Linked DNA regions of Homo sapiens: region 1 is linked to region 2. The links are chromatin loops, found by intact Hi-C in ENCODE. Cell type or tissue: PC-3. All regions are shown on one strand. Links, peaks and the distances in the headings refer to the core of each region. The heading gives the core; the rest is flanking DNA. Region 1 overlaps CCDC192 (coiled-coil domain containing 192). Region 2 overlaps SLC12A2-DT (SLC12A2 divergent transcript).

Region 1 (8,473 bases), core at 101-8,100, 110 kb before region 2:
AGTGCTTCATCTATTGTCTTCTATCTTTCTTCCATTCATTCAATCTCATGGACTCTCCCTCCTGGAATTTCCTAACCTCCCACCAGTGTCCATTTTTACCTTGTGGCTTCTGGCCAGGCTGCTGGTCACTGCATTCCATCCATTATTCTCTTCAAAGCCAGAGTTGTGGGAGGAGACTTCAGGTCCTACTCATAGGAGGAAGTAAGAGAGATTCCAGAAACCCTTTCTTCTGCTCAGATTGACTTCCTCTTGGTATAACTCAGGTACATGGTTATGCTAACAGTCTTCTCAACCTTACCAAGAACCCCTTCTGTAAAATATTCTGATGTGGCCTGAGACCCTGCAGTGGGTGGGAAGGAACTCTGCCCCAGAAAGGAACTGATGAGCTAAGTAAGTTAGCCTAGGTTATCCTACCCTCAATCCTAATGGAGCACTTTGTGCTACTGGAGAGTAGATAGAAGATGGGATACACACTGCACTCTGCTCACCAGCCAATGTCTGGCCACTGGGGCCTACCCCCACCTTCCACAAGCCTATATTCATTTTGTGGCGTCATCTTTGAGACATCATCACTTGCTTTTCCGCACAAACGACCAACACCCTGCCAGCCTTTCCTGTGCTAGCAAAGATGTGTATGCAAACATCTTTCTGTGATACTGTTCTTATCAGTCTTCTTGGACATATGTGCTGACTCCAGCAAGCTCCAGGAATAAGGGCCTGGATTCAGATTCTCAGGAGTGGGGGATTCACTTCCTCCCTGCATGGTGGTGGTAACTGTTAAACTTCTGTGGAAGCTGGGGAGTCACTGTGCTTCCAACCCAAAGTCCAATCTCTTCCTTCCTCTCCCTCTGGCTCATCCTCTCTTTCCCACCCCTACCCATAGGAAGGAAAAGAGAGTCTAAGGAAATAGATCTATTCATCCACTGAAACAGAAATGGAAGCAAAAACAGAAACAAACCCCTGAACACTCATCATTTTTTCTGTATGTTCTGGAGATAATTTAGCCAAATTGGAACTGGCAAGATATTGTTGGGATGTAAGCTAATTAAAGCAGCGGGGCTGGGTTGCAAGGACCATGGATGCATTCAATCAGCTAGTAACATTTAAAGGCAAAGCTTTGTCAAGTAGCCAGCACAATAGATGTGCTCTCCCTCCTCCAGCTGTGCATATTGCAGCCTTGTCAAGAATAGGCTTGCCTGGTGATTTCTGGCCTACCTGTTAGGATTTAGCCAAATCTTGGTTCACCATAAATCTTGCAGGTCAGCAGAAATTCACTTGTAGAAACCTGGCTGATCATCAGATTTCCTTGGGAAGCTCTGTAAAAATATAGATTCCCAGGCACCCTTCTAGAGTCACTCAAGCAGAATTTCAAGGATGAGATCTTGGATTCTCCATATTAACAGAGATTTCCCAGTGCCAGACTTGGGGAACAATTTTTACAGCTTATAGAAATCTAAATCCTAGATTGGGAAGACATCTAGGGGATCAATTTTTCTAACTTTCTGTTTTCTATCAAAAAAGAAAGTAGGCTGGGCACGGTGGCTCACACCTGTAATCCCAGCACTTTGGGAGGCCGAGGCAGGTGGATCACGAGGTCAGGAGATCGAGACCATCCTGGCCAACATGGCGAAACCCTGTTTCTACTAAAATACAAAAAAAAAATTAGCCGGGAGTGGTGGTGCGCACCTGTAGTCCCACCTACTTGGGAGGCTGAGGCAGGGGAATCGCTTGAACCTGGGAGGCAGAGGTTGCAGTGATCCGAGATCGTGCCACTGCGCTCCAGCCTGGGCAACAGAGTGAGACTCCGTCTCAAAAAAAAAAAAAAAAAGTAAACTCAGTGATATTACATGCAATGACAACAGTTTGTTGTGGGTTTTTTGAGACAAAGTTTCACTCTTGTTGCACAGGCTGGAGTGCAATGGCACGATCTTGGCTCACTGCAACCTCTGCCTTTCAAGTTCAAGTGATACTCCCACCTCAGCCTCCCAACTAGCTGGGACTACAGGCATGCGCCACCACGCCCGGCTAATTTTGTATTTTTAGTAGAGACAGGGTTTCTCCATGTTGGTCAGGCTGGTCTCGAACTCCCAACTTCAGGTGATCCTCCCACTTCGGCCTCCTAAAGTGCTGGGATTACAGGCATGAGCCACCATGCCCGGCCACCAGTTTATTTTTTCTAATGCAGTAGTGAAAGCATTATTTGAAGAAAAAAATACTCCTGGGGAGGGAATCTAGGATATTGTTGTATCCACCCTAAAGATACAGCAATTGTAACCTTCGGGCTGATGCTTTCTTAGGTGATTTGTGTTATATATGCACTTAACTTTCATTTATTTATTCACTTGACAAATGACCATCACTACAATCCATGCACTATTTTGGGCACAGGGGATACAGTACTGAACAAAACAATAAAAAAGCTCTGCTTTCATGGAGCTTTCATTCCACGAGGGGAGAGTGACTGCAAACAAGATAAAAACCAGATCTAGAATAGTCAGATACAGCATGTCAGTAAAAACAAGGCAGAAAACATGGATGTGAAGTGTTCAGCAATGGGGCTTGGGTTGAAATTGTAGGTAAGATGGCCAGGGAAGGCTTCACTGTGTGAAGGTGACTTTGGAGGGTTGAAGACCTGAAGGAACTGAGAGAGCTAGCCATGTATGCCTCAGGTATACAATTGTGCAGGCAGAGGAAATAGTAAATGCAAAGTCCCTGGGATAAGAACATGCCAGGCCTGGTAGAACAGCAGTGAGAATTGTGGAAATGTAGCAGAGGAAATGTTGCATTTACTCTGGAGAGGAGGAAGGAGGAATAGGTTACGTGCTATCGAAGTAAAGAGGTCCCAGATCACATAGGGCCTTGAAGATCAGTGTGAGACTTTGGTCTGCATGAGACGAAAAGTCGCTGGAGGATTGTAGGCGAGAGTGTCAAGACCTGACTTATATTTTGATGGGACCTCTCTGTGCAGAGTTGAAACCAGCCTAAAGTAGCAGAAGCAGGGTGACCAGAGAAGAAGCTATTGCGATACTTAAATACTAGGCGAGAGGGAATTACCACTTAAATAAATGATGAGCATGGGCACTGGAGTGAGTATATGCCTCAGACTGAGCATAAGAAGTAAGATAGGAATCTGTATTTCTCTTGGTCTGCTTAACTCCCACACACCTCTCACCGTGAGAGCATCTAATTGCCACATGAGTGATGCGAGTGGTTAGAGACAAGTGTTTTTCATTCATTCTACGTGTTCACTAAACCATAAACAAGTCCTAGAAGTGTCTTCATCAGCCAGGCCCCTCACTCTGGTCTGGAGACTGGTGGAGTACTAGGGTCTGAATGTTTGTGGTCCTCCAAAATATGTATGTTGACATCCAATCCCCAGTGGGTTGCTATTAAAAGGTAAGGTCTTTAGGAGGTGACAAGGTCATGAGGGCAGAGCCCTCATGAATGGGAGTAATGCTTTATAAAAGAATCTTGAGGGAGCCTATTGGCTTTTCCACCATATAAGGACACAGCTGGGAGGCACCATCTATGAGGAATGGGTCCTTACTAGACAATGAACGTGCCGGCACTTTGATCGTCAACTTCCCAGTCTCCAGAACTATGAGAAATAAAATTCTGTTGTTTATAAACTAAGGCATCCTAAGCAGACTGAGATATGCAGGCACCACAACTTCTCAAGGCCCAGATGAGCAGTAGGCAACAACTGCTTCCTACATGGTCTCTCTTGCCTCTTGTTTTCCTTTTCACTGGGTGTTCTACAGGCTCTCTGATCCACTGCTCTCAGGAGCACTACCCCATGTCATTCAGGCTGCAGCCCTTCCATCATGATCTCAACTAAGTATTTGTTCCCTTCTAAGTCACTTACTAAAACAGACAGATCTTCTTAAACTCTCAGGTTTGGGCCTGTTGCTAGGTGAAAACATATATTCTCTCCACTGTGCCATTACATCTCGAATTTTTCCTCTAAAATATAACTATTATAAGACTGATCTTCATTATATTATCAAAAGTTTCTAGCTAATTTTATATACTACATTTTAATTCTTTTTAGTGACCAAACCTCTTTGCCAACCAATTGTATTCTTATAATGCTGCTTGTTTTTTCCAAATCAATTAACACGTGCCTACTTCAGATGGATCCTAAATGTTGACAGCTTTAGTGGAAGGAAATTGAAGTACCTTTGAAGTCAGTCACTTGGCACTATAGATTGGTCTCTTTACAAGTAAAAACATTAAAAGGGGAGGACAGATGAAACTTCAAGACATAGGACTAATTTGATTTTCAAAAAGAAAAATATTTGTACTACAATACAAAAAAAATAAGTGAATCATTTATTTCAGAGAATAGCCATTTGCAAACGTTCACTGTAAAAATCTAGAGGATAGAAAACCTAAAAAGTTTTGTTTAGGTTTGTCAATTTAAGTGGGAGGGATATATTTCTAAAGAATATGTCCTAAAGCTGTGCCAAGTATGTGCAAGTCCAAGTATGGCAAGAGATGACCCTGGACTCTGTGGTGGTTGCAGACAAATAATACATAACTTTCAAAACCAGCCCCATAGTGAGTCAGAGTAGTGGGCATTTGTACAGAGGAGGAAGCTGACATTGTCTTTTAATCCAAACAGCAATCCTGGGTGGCTCTGGTGGAATGAGGTATTTAATCACCTCACCGGTGATCCTTGTTGGGTCTTTCTTGTTGAGTAAATACTTGGCAGCCTTAGTCATTAGCTTGAAAGGCAGAGGGAAAAGTAAACCTTCATGAGTGAGTACCCAGCTGAGGTGTTTGTTTAGGCTAATCCCAAATGCCCTTTAGGGCCTAACTCAGTGCTGCCCCTCCCCTACTTCACTGTGAAGCTGCAGCTGTGGAGCCAACATTTTATCTTATTTATTCTCTATGTGCAGGTTCCCAAACATAATTATTGGATGAATGAATGAACAAGAAGATGACTATGGAGGATACTTGGGATCTGGCTAGCAACAAGTATATTTCCCATTGTTAGAGGTAGTTGGGTCAGAAATTAGATCAGTGCTTCTCAGCATTTCTCTGTTCAATGCATACTTTTTGGTGGCACCCATAAAGAAATCAAAAGGGGAATATCCCTTTTTAGCAAGAAGTATTTAGAAAATCTAAAAGAACTCTTCCTCCTATTCATTGGGTCACTTTTCAGCCCTGCATCACTGTTTACAGAAAAGTGTTAACATCTTGGACTCGTGAAGCAATGTTTTCACACATTCTAGGTATGTTGACCTAATATGAAACCACTCCTTCTTGCTCTGATTAGCAACAAGTGATGCCCCACTGTTTTCCCAGTCTATGTATGGCAGTGTTCCCTCTGTCAGGTCTCTCTGTGACAGTGTACAGCTGCAGTGATCACAAAATTCAGATTTTTAACTCATTGATTACAATTGGCAGCCAACCTCTGAAGAGCTGGAGGGACACCAGTGACTGAGAGCCACTTGCTTAGAAAATTATCAAAGAGAGGCCAGGCACGGTGGCTCATACCTGTAATCACAGCACTTTGGGAGGCCGAGGCAGGTGGATCACCTGAGGTTGGGAGTTCGAGACCACCCTGGTCAACATGGAGAAATCCCGTCTCTACTAAAAATACAAAATTATCCGAGTGTGGTGGCTCATGCCTGTAATCCCAGCTACTCAAGAGGCTGAGGCAGGAGAATCGCTTGAACCCGGGAGGCAGAGGTTGTGGTGAGCCAAGATCGCACCATCGCACTCCAGCCTGGGCAACAAGAGCGAAACTCCGTTTCAAAAAAAGAAAAGAAAAGAAAAAAAATTATCAAAGAGATGTTACAGAAATAATTCCTATACTGGTAGCAGATGAGGCTAGATCACCCCAAAAATGTAGTCAACGCTCAGTCTTTTAAGGTACTCCTTCAACTACAGTCACCTCTATTGTTATCTATTTAGTTATTATTAGTCATTTTTGATGTAACTTTCACATGTCACTTTTCTCAGAGCATAAAGGTTTTGAGGGTATGAAGAACAGGAAGCTGGAAATGGCCAAAGGCAAGGTCATATTTTCTTCTGGGCCTTTGGTCTTTCAAGGCTGACATAGAAAAGTGAGTACAGCCTGGGTCAGCCGAAGGCAGAATGCTGGGACTGCCTCTCCTCTCACTAAATCTTTCTAACCCTGCCCAATTCCCACCGGCCATCCCCTATAGTCTTTTTGCGAGAACTGTACACCATCATTCTCAGTCCTGACTTACATCTATTTTAAGTCATAGAAGAAAGAGGGAAAATGATGAAGAATGATGTATGACTGTAAAAACCCCTTCAGTAGTGGCGAAAGTGATGAGTTTATACCCTCACTGTTGCTAATCAGGTTTTTCCTCCGTCTCACATAGAAGAGCCTTTCTTGTTGCAATCTCTGGGTTTCCTGGATCCTGTGGGTGTGGGGTTAAGGCTGAGAAAATCTGGTCAGATAACAGCACCTCCAGGCTTCCGGGAGACCCGCCTTGGCAAGACTGAGCTGCCAGCAGAAGCCTATGAGGGACCACAGGTGTGTGAAGTGTGGGACATGTAGAGCTGTCAGGACTTTGGGGACACACATCACTTCCTGTTACAGATGAGGGAGACTAGATGGGGGGAGAGGAGTGAGATGGTTAGTGGTAGATTCTAGAAAACTCACTGGGGTGGCCTTGGGCACTTTCCAATACAAATAGGACTTGAGGCTCTTGAAGTCCCCCACTTTGCTAAAGAGTTTTAAACACTTTTGTTAGTTGTAATGTATTTAGAAATGGAACAAAATATTTGTGTTTTATATGTGTAAAGAGACTAGTAGTAAAATATACTTGTATGAGAATTTTTTTAATTTTAGTATGTCTTTAGGTTGTCTATTAGTATTTTCATTTAATACATGAGAACAGTACAATGGGAATCCTCATGCCATCTCTCTTTTTTTCAGCATCTACTCTACCCCTTTTCTGACTGTCCTCTTCTTGTGCTATGGACTGAATTATGTCTCCATCAAAATTCCTGTGTTGAAGCCCTAGCCCCCGACTAGATGGCATTTGGAGATGGGGCCTGTGGGAAATAATTAGGCTTGGATGGGTTCATGAGAGTGGGCCTTTCATGATGCAGCCAGTGCCCTTATAAGAAGAGATATGAGAGAGGTTTTGGTCTCTCTCTTTCTGCCATGTGAGGACGCAGCATAAAGGTGGCCAGGAAGAGAGTCCTCACCAGAACCTGACCATCCTGACACCCTGATCTGAGACTTCCAGCCCCCAGAACTATAAAAAAGTTTCTTGTTTAAGCCACCCCATCTGTAGTACTTTGTGATAGCAGCCCAAGCTGCCTAGACACTTGCTTCTCCTCTCATTTTCTTTCCACCTTCTCCCTGTAATACTCTCTTCCAGAAGGGCGATGTGGTCCTAGTGACCGTGACTGCCTATGCAATGCCGCTTCGCCGCATTTTTGCTGCTGTATCATTAGAGCTGGGTGAACTCTACCTATACTGCATTGTCTAAAAACGTTTTGACCAGTTTGACCAGGGGTGACACTAAACTCCTTTCTTCATTGTACAAATCCGTTGAAAATAACTCATTCTAAAAGCAGAGGAAAAACTGAGGAGAGAAAAGATGGAAGGAGAAGTCAAAGAGGAAGAAGACGTCAGACAGGCACAGTGAGGTTCCAATGCACCCCCCTCCACCCCTGCCCCCTGCTGAGGCCCTGCATCCCCCACTGTTCACTGCTCCTCTCCTCAGCATCTTCCCTGGCCACTTTGCTGCCATTTTCCTTCTCCTACTCCTGATGAAACTCACTTCGACCCACCTGAATCAGTTTCTTATGTAGTTTAAGGAGTAGCTTAGGGACTGAGAGAAACATTACTGTCAGTCACGGATACAAAAGCCTGCTACCTGGGTACCTACACACCTGCTTAAGGTGGGGCAGCTTTGCTGTGGTAGTGCATTCAGGCAAGAAATCACCCATTCCCCAGCAAATAAAATTAATTGGCAGTCATCACTTTTTGCCAAACTTTGATTTCCATGACTCCATCCTCTGGGGTAACAGAAAAATAATCTGTGTGCCAATGCTTGAGGACCAGAGATCCTCCCTCTCAAACAATATCTGTGCAGGTTAACTAGAGCCATCTCCAGGTAACACATCCACCTGGGTTTCAGAGAGAGCTCATCTGGAAGGAAATGCTAGCCCAGCATTATCCAACAGAAATATAATGGGAGCCACAAATGCAAGCCATGTATTTTAAATTTTCTAGGAGCCACATTTTTAAAAACATAAAAATAAGTCAGTTAAATTATTTTAAAAATACATTTTCTTTAACACAATGTATTCTAAATATTATCATTTTAATGCATAAGCAATATAGAAAATTTGAAGTATTTAACATTTTTTAAACTAAATCTCCCAGTCAAATGTGTATTTTACATTAAAGCACATTTTTATTCAGACTAGCCACATTCCATTGCTTAATGGTCACATGTGACTAGTGACTACTGTA
Region 2 (8,473 bases), core at 90-8,089:
TTCCAAATAATCTGGCATTTTCTCTGCAGAATTGTAAAATCAATATAAATCAGCTGAGAATTAAGGAAAGCGGTAATAAAAATCCTGAGGCAAAGTTAAAAAATTTTAAGTTTTCTGATGCATGATTCTGATTTAGATTAGTTTTCAGGTAACTGTTTGAGGGTCAAGAAAGAATACATAAACTGATGATGATCTGGGTAAAATCTGTGAAAAATAGAAACTTGGTGTTGATATAAAAAGATGTTAACTGTATTTATTATACAACATAAACATCAACATGTATCCGATAATGGAAGAATGCTCTGTAGCTAAAGCCAATGAAGAGAGAAATTTGGTAGATGATAGATAGACAGATTGCACTGATTCTACGAGCCCCCAGGATTTTGTATTCCCTTGAGATGTCTCAGTGCCTGGTCAGCAGCTGGTGGAGAAAGGTCAGAGTGAGCTGCACCATAAATCAATGGTACAGAGAGGCAGGATAAGTGGCTGGGCAGAGGCGGGGGAGAGAGGGACTTAATAGGAATAAAAAGAGGAATAGGTTTTGAGATGGCCAGTTAATGGTTACTGAACCGGAAAAATAGCACTGCAGGTTGCAGAAATGGCTAATGTCAAAACTTTGCATTATAATGAGATCTAGCTCAACCGTAGAAGGTTTTTACTTCTACAGTTTCTAATAATCTGAATAAAGTTTCTTAAAATGCCACATTTATTCTCCAAAAGTTTAAGCATTGGTAAATTCAGAGGGCATACTATTAGGGTTTGTAAAACAAACAAAGAAAACCCACAAAAATATTATTTTAGTAATAAATTTGCAGACTTGTTCATTATTTAACTTATGCCATGTATAACTCTGAGTTGTAACTTCTGGCTCTATATCTGAATTCTCATCAAGTATAAAATAATCATACTGAATCCAAAAACTCATTTCAGAGAGGTGTATGGTTACAATTTTTTTTAACATCAATAAAGATCCTCTTCAAATTCCCACTAAAATTAAACCATAAGTGCTACCATTTCTAGGGTTTATAGTTTTTAAAGCAAAAAACAAACAAACAAAAAAGAAGGGATATTTACCTGAGTATACCAAATAAACAAATATTTTTAAACATTTGTTTAAATTGTTAACTTTGGCATATTGTAATTTAGAGGAAAATATCCCGAAATCTTTTAGCCTAACTCTCCTCATAGTACAGATAAGACAGCCATGCACATTGCAACCCTGGGTGCCCAAAGTCACACTACAAATTAAGGTCACAGGCAGAAAATTGAATATACGTCTCCTACTTCCTGGTCCATCTTCCTTTCTTCACCAGAAAAAAATAATTTTAAAAATGTATAAAGACTATCATGGTAAGATATTAGAAGAATGCTTCAGCAATGATGTTATGTTTTATCCAAGTCAATGTTCAGTATGAGTAGAATATAATCAAAATTAGAGAGAAGATAGAAGAGTCAGGAAACGTGCTGGTTTGGTTATCATATCTTCATAGTGTGTGTTCGTAAAACTTAGGAAAAAACCCTGGGATTCAGCTGCCCAGATATATTTAAAGAAATATGATTGTTCTACAAGATTTCTTTCAAGTAATAATAGAAAAAAATAGCATCAGTTTTGCTATTGTTGTAGGAGTAGTAGAATTAACAGAAATTCATCAATTGCCTCATTTTTTTTTCTAGTGAAAGGAGATGGCCAGCATTCAAGAATTTGCAGAGGCTACTACAAGGAAGTGCAGATTCTTCTCACAGTTGTTTCTTTTCTCACGTCCAGGAGAATTCAGCATTGCTTAAGCATATTTGCCCCAGGGTCTAGATGACAACTGATTGGAGTGATGTTTGCCCTATGCTTTTCAGACTTGATTAAAATGACTAGTGGAATGAATGTGTGCTGTGGTTGACAGCCTTCTAAATTTGATAAAGAAAACTATAATTATATCCAATCTTACCTGATGTTTTAAACAAAATATTTACAGTGTGCAATGAAGATATCTTTGTCCTTTATATGACCTGTAAGATGGCTTAGAAATTATAGCTTAACTGGATGCGTTGATATGATTAAATATATACTTAGTTGACTACCTAAGAATTGCACAACAAAAATGAAAATGTAAGCCTGTGTTTTTTTTTTGATCTTCCCTAAGAATCACTTATGTCTGAATGTGAATACAATTTTTAAAGTAATGCTCGTTAGAAACATAAAAATAAGAAAAGATACTGTATTTTATTTTCACAGAAAAGTGCTTCTATAATTTTAAATAAATGCAATATGTAGGGGACTCATCCAACTCTGTATCAGAAAGGAGACTGAAGAAACTGGAATACAAAATGCATCTGTTTATCCTGTTTTCAAATATAGTCAAAATTGAGGTCTTTTATGTAGATTTTAATCATTTTTAGTATTTTAAATTCTTCCTTAAATTTATCTTTATAGCCCAAATCTCTCTTGCCATGATTTGGATCCAATTCCCATTTTTCACCTTTAACAGAGGCAAATCAGTGGGTAGTGTCTAAAATACGTGATAACCTTCAATTGAAAAGTAACCATCAGTTTACAAATATTTTGTATTTTTAAGGATGGATCTGCTTCTATTAAAATTAAGAATGCAGGTGAAGGCTCAGGACTGTCACTCTGTTTACAGACTGAGGTATGGTTAGCTCTCTCTCATGCTTCTTTATAGTACCCAATGATAATCACTAATTACTAATAATAACTACTTTATTATCATTTCCCACTATTCCTTTATTGAATGAAATGCAGATGGGTGGTGAGGTGTGGAGGTAATTAACACTCTCACATGAAAGTCCAAAGGTAGTCAAACATGACTGCCACTTAAATCCCATTGTCCAGAAGGGAATTACTTGGCCATACCCAGCTGCAAAGAAGGCTAAGAAACATAGCTTTGATATGGGGCAGCCATGTACCCAGATGGACACCGGGACTTTGTTAATACAGACTAAGCGGAAAATGGATTTGGGGGAGCTACTAGCAGTTTCCATTACACTCCACTCCACACATTTTAACATTGTATTAATAGTCAAATCCATTGTGCCTGGGTTAATCTCATATGGACCTTCATTGTTTTCAAACTTCTGAATTATATTTCATGCAGAGAAAAAAGAAATTGGTGTCAAGGACAATACAGAAGAAAAAAATTCTAAGCATCAAGTTACCAAGAATTTATAATTAGACATGCTCATAGTATATTTTAGAAGTGAAGAAAAGTATGACAAATTGAACTATAGGAAAATCTCTTAATTTAACTAAGAGCTTGGCTCTGATCCTTTTGTCAGTGACTTGTGCAGGATCTCAAAATCATATTAAGTGTGGCATTAAAGAGATAGGGCTCAGTCACAAACTTAGCTTTGTTTAGGAATTCTAAACATGGCCAGACCACTTCAAAGTGCTTCACAAAAGATGTACAATTACTTAAAAAACTAATGCAATCTGTGGTCCCAAGATAAGGATTGAAAGCAGAAGGAAACAAGTGAGTCATTACAACTATTGGCTTCTATTTTTGATGAGATAAAGGAATTGCCTGCTTGAGTTCTAGCTGCTTCCTATGTGAATATGCACAAAGAATGTAGGTGTGGTAAATAAAACAGAAGAAGCTATTTTAATACATTTTCATAATATTTTGCATGTAGTTTTAGACTGGGTTCATTTGATAAAATCTGACCTTCAAAATAATTACATAGTAAATTTTTAAAATTTTAAACAGACAGTTCTTATTTTTGCTAAAATAAGTTCTTGATTTGGTGGCCGCCAAACTCCTATTTGCATTCTATGTCATATGACTTAAATTATCTATAATTAATCTTTCAATATTTAAATATTTTCTTTTTCTTTTTGGCTAGGACTATTGATCATATAATAATTAACACTTCCAGGCTTTGGGGCTTTGTATAGCAGTTAGGGAAAAAATATATATAAAGATGAATCTTTTTTCTTCCTTCAAAATTTTGTGCCTTTCTGATTTACTGTAGCCTGGAGCAGAAGGTCACTGTCTGATCCTCAAACTTCTGATTGTTCACATCTTCATTTTGCTGCTACTGATAGACTCGCCTTCCTGGTCTCCGTACATTTTGACTTAACTCTTTGTGTCTTTTGTGAGCATACACACATAAACCTGGAGGAATGTTTTAAAAAGATGACTAATAGCTGGGCGCGGTGGCTCATGCCTGTAATCCCAGCACTTTGGGAGGCTGAGATGGGTGGATCACAAGGTCAGGAGATCAAGACCATCCTGGCTAACACAGCGAAACCCCATCTCTACTAAAAATACAAAAAATTAACTGGGCGTGGTGGCGGGCACCTGTAGTCCCAGCTACTTGGGAGGCTGAGGCAGGAGGATGGCGTGAACCCGGGAGGCGGAGCTTGCAGTGAGCCGAGATCACACCACTGCACTCCAGCCTGGGCGACAGAGTGAGACTCTGTCCCCACCACCCAAAAAAATAAAAAAATAAAAAAAGAAGACTAATAGTCAGAATGGTAAACACATATCTGGGATTTCCAATAAGGATATCCTGTGACAAATTTAATTTAAGTTCAAACTAGGAATCTCTACCAGCACCTAGCAAATACATTGGACAATGAGGGTTAATAGACAGGAATGACAAGTGCTATACTGCTGAATTTTATGCTCAGTGTTCACCACTTTTTCTTTAATGGTAATAACAATATCAATAGCTAACATTTTTTGAGCATTTACTAATGTATGGACACTGTTACACATATCTTATCCATTTGCTAATTAAATCCTCTTAACAATCTACAAGGCAGGAATCATTTTCTTCCCAATTTTACTAATAAGGTAGCTGCATCACAAAGAGCTCAAGAATTTGCCCAACATCACATAATCAGGATGTAGCAGATGGGAAATACCAACATAGGCAGTCTCATACTAGAACCCAGGCTCTTGCTTAGCACAGGGATCCATCTTCCTCTTTTGTTCATGACCTAAGCCATAGCTGCAAAAGGATATTTCTCCTAAAATAATTGAAGACACATTGGAACCACTTGTAAGTTCTGTAATTATATTTGAATAACATTTGTGTTGCTATTTCCTTCTCTGATAATTATCCTCTATTCTCTTTCCATCTGTATGGCTGTAATAGAAACATCCATATGACCCTGTCTTCTAGACCATAGTTTATTGAACCATGAGTGGGCATCTGACTCAAGATGAGCCACTGAGATCTCTTCTAGGCTATATGGTGTAGGTAGAGGTTTCAGTTTTCGCCTATCTTCTTGAACAGCAAAAATATAAACTTGGGCCGGGAGCAGTGGCTCACACCTGTAATCTCAGCACTTTGGGAGGCTGAGGCGGGAGGATTACCTGAGCTCAGGAGTTCAAGACCAGCCTGGGCAACATGGCAAAACCCCGTCTCTACCCAAAATACAAAAAATTAGCCAGGTGTGGTCGTGCACACCTGTAGTCCCAGGTAATCAGGAAGCTGAGATGGGAGGATCACTTAAGCTTGGGAGGCAGAGGCTGAAGTGAGCTGGGGTCATGCCACTGCATTCCAGCCTGGGTGACTCCATCTCAAAAAAAAGTAAACTTGGAAGCTGGTAGCAGTGGCCATTTACTACAGTACTACATGGACCAGGTAAAAGAGAAAGCTGGTCTGCAGTAAAAGAAGAATAAGCAACCCTTCCCTGGTTTACTACAGGAGACAGATTCCATAACTGTCCCCAATTCTTTATTCCCCTTCCTGTATGCCACTCCCTTAACATTATGACTGCAGGTCTTCCCAACAAGAGGTGGAGCCAGTGGCCCATCGCTTAGATCTGGACTGGACTTGTGACTTGGCAAAAGTGACAGAATGCTAGTTTCAAGTCTTAATCACAAGAAGCTTTTCATATTTACAGTTTTTATCTTTGACCCATCTTCTCCCTAAGAACATGCCTGGCTGGCTTGCTGGAAGGATAAGAAGCATAGCTATGGTGCCATAGCCAAGATCATCCTAAAAAGCCAGGAGATAGCTGACCCACCAACTGACTAAAGAGACAAAGAGATGCCCCCTGAGATCATCCAAGCCTAGTCCAGATGAGCAGAACTGCCCAGCCAACCCATAGACTTGTGAAAAATAGTAAATTGTGGTTTTTATAAGGGTGGCTTGTAATGCAGCGTTAGCTAACTGATACAGTTACCTGCAGTTTTCCCATCCATTAAGATACTAGAGGCCTGGATATGCTGCAGTAGCAGGTTTCCATAACTCACACTTATAGTCTTTTAATAAATTTTCCATTTGTCTTAAGTTTTCTCAGTTGGGTTTCTGTTATATGCAACCGTAAGAATCCTAAGTGATGTGAGTTTTATAAGATCTGAGAATAACAAGAACAGCATCTTACTTTTACAGAGTCCTGTTAAGAGGTAACCAGTTTAGTAATAGTGTATTAAAAAGAGATACACCGTGAGCTTTGTTCTGACTGCTTCAACATGTTTGGGGCTGGATCTCTACTTTTGTTTTGTTGGTAGTGATATTGGCAGTTTTTTTTTTTTTTTGAGACGGAGTCTCAATCTATCGTCCAGGCTGGAGTGCAGTGGCACGATCTCGGCTCACTGCAAGCTCCGCCTCCTGGGTTTCCGCCATTCTCCTGCCTCAGCCTCCCAAGTAGCTGGGACTACAGGTGCCCACCACCATGCCTGGCTAATTTTTTTGTATTTTTAGTAGAGACAGGGTTTCACTGTGTTAGCCAGTGGTCTCGATGGTCTCGATGGTCTCGATCTCCTGACCTTGTGATCCACAAATGCCACTAATATATAAATATGTCTACACTGCAACAACTTAAAAGTCTACATATGCCTCAAGCATTAAAATGGAAAAGTTCCCCTTTCCTATTCCCAACCTATAGTAAAGACCCTCCTCAGAGGAACCAGAGTTAATAGCTCAGACAGCTAATAAGGAGCAAGAACTTTAAACTTGTACCTTTACTGAAACTTGGACAATTGAAACCTGGATGGAGAAGATAAGAACCTACATAATTGTCAAAGCAGTGAACTGGATTTTACTGTTGTTTCTTTTGCAGTTATTGGATCTGCTTTTAGGGCAGATTGTTGCTTGTTTGACCTGAAAATCCTCCATAGGCCATTTAATGATGTAAGTATTACACTGATCTCTCACCTGGATAGATGTTGGAGATGGTGAGCCCCCAAAACTTGAGTGTTTTAGCACAAAGAGGTTCACACAGGAGGCTGGCTGTATGGGTAAGCTAACTGTTCTTATTGTATGACAAGTATTAGTCTCTTCGAGATAAATGTTTTATTTTATATATTTAGCTTAAGATCTCATTGTCTTAAAAATGTCACTTGTTCTTACAAATAAACATTCGTGTTTGTTTGCAGGATTGCTGATAGGGAACTGAGCTCTAAGAAGCTAAAGGAGAGTCATGGCACATGGCAATGCTGTTTCGAGGCCTGCAAGATATTTGCCAGCCTTCTAAGCCCCATGAGAACCTTCACACAGGTAGGGGACACCATCAACAATGGTGATGATGAGGTTCCTTCAGGAACCGCAATAGTAAACATGGACCCAGAGGAGCCAGGGCAGGGAGGAAAGAAGGTGATAGATACCTGTTGGAGATCAGGATAGATAGACTACACAACAATTGGAAATAATCTGGGTGTCAAATATTCATACAAGCCTAGTTTTTAATTATAGACTGTTAAAGCTTGCAATATACCAGCTACAGTTTATGTAAGTATACACCAAAAGAAATATTTGGAAGGATATACACCAGAACTTATACATAGGATCTCTGAATAATAGCATCAAGAGATCTTATAATTCTTGTACTTTTGGCTTTATGTATTTTCTAATTTCTTGTAGTGTACACGTACTAGTTGTATAATTTTTAACAATTAAAAATTATCCCAAAGGGGAGAAATAAAAGAATGTATATCACATTTCCCTTAAGATAAACATCTGCTTTGATTTATGCTTATGATTGTTTTTAAAGGTCATGTGAAAGCATCTTTTGATTTTTTAGAATATCTTTAGTTAAAATATAATTTTCTTTCCTTGGTGACCTGATTATTTGGAGCAGCAGTATTTGGGTGTGTACTGATAATTTGGTAACATGTCTTTTATAGTCATTACTGGGGCTTGGTTTATATGTTCTTAGGGATACAATGATAGCGGTGTGATTAGAGAACTTATCTAAAAGTAAATAGGTCTGCAGGCCACTGAAGTTACTTGTTTGATCCTGTTTGCTACATATTCAATATCCTTCTAGGTTTCTGGAGTTCTGTGGAGCCATAACAGGAGGAATAAAGAAGGCATCTGTGTCTTCCTGCGTGCCCTAATAGAAGAACATATATCCATGGAATCTTAAGGTTGGACTTTCTTATTTAAGTGCATAGGGTGGCCAGATATCTTGATTCATAAGAACAGTCCCCAATTTTAGATACTGTCAGGCCATTTGTCTTGAAAAATAAAGTTTAAAAAGAGAGGCTTTAGACTTTAAATGTGTGAATTG

What was found. A loop is a pair of places that touch in the nucleus more often than their neighbours do. Peaks named below come from ENCODE experiments on the same cell type or tissue, not always from the same donor. Only the 100,000 strongest peaks of a DNase experiment are listed, where the experiment ranks them.
Region 1: a loop joins it to region 2, with 6 times the contacts of the local background. A loop is called at or near these places in 2 of 110 quality-filtered maps.

The regions. Positions count from the first base shown.
Region 1 is chr5:127,930,343-127,938,815 of GRCh38, forward strand. The region is part of intron 6 of CCDC192 (coiled-coil domain containing 192); the gene reads left to right. LOC124901059 (a long non-coding RNA gene) reads left to right here. Exons shown (of 3, transcript XR_007058925.1): 3 at 4,902-4,972. Among named protein-coding and RNA genes, the nearest start is that of SLC12A2-DT, 150 kb to the right of the region's middle. RefSeq lists an enhancer at 4,393-5,046. In PC-3, for the core only: a CTCF peak has its summit at 4,859; DNase peaks (open chromatin) are centred at 159, 4,659 and 6,349; H3K27ac peaks cover 3,424 bases.
Region 2 is chr5:128,035,391-128,043,863 of GRCh38, forward strand. All of the region lies in intron 2 of SLC12A2-DT (SLC12A2 divergent transcript), which reads right to left. Among named protein-coding and RNA genes, the nearest start is that of SLC12A2-DT, 44 kb to the right of the region's middle. In PC-3, for the core only: no CTCF peak of the experiment used is centred there; DNase peaks (open chromatin) are centred at 3,491 and 4,098; H3K4me3 peaks cover 295 bases; H3K27ac peaks cover 2,007 bases.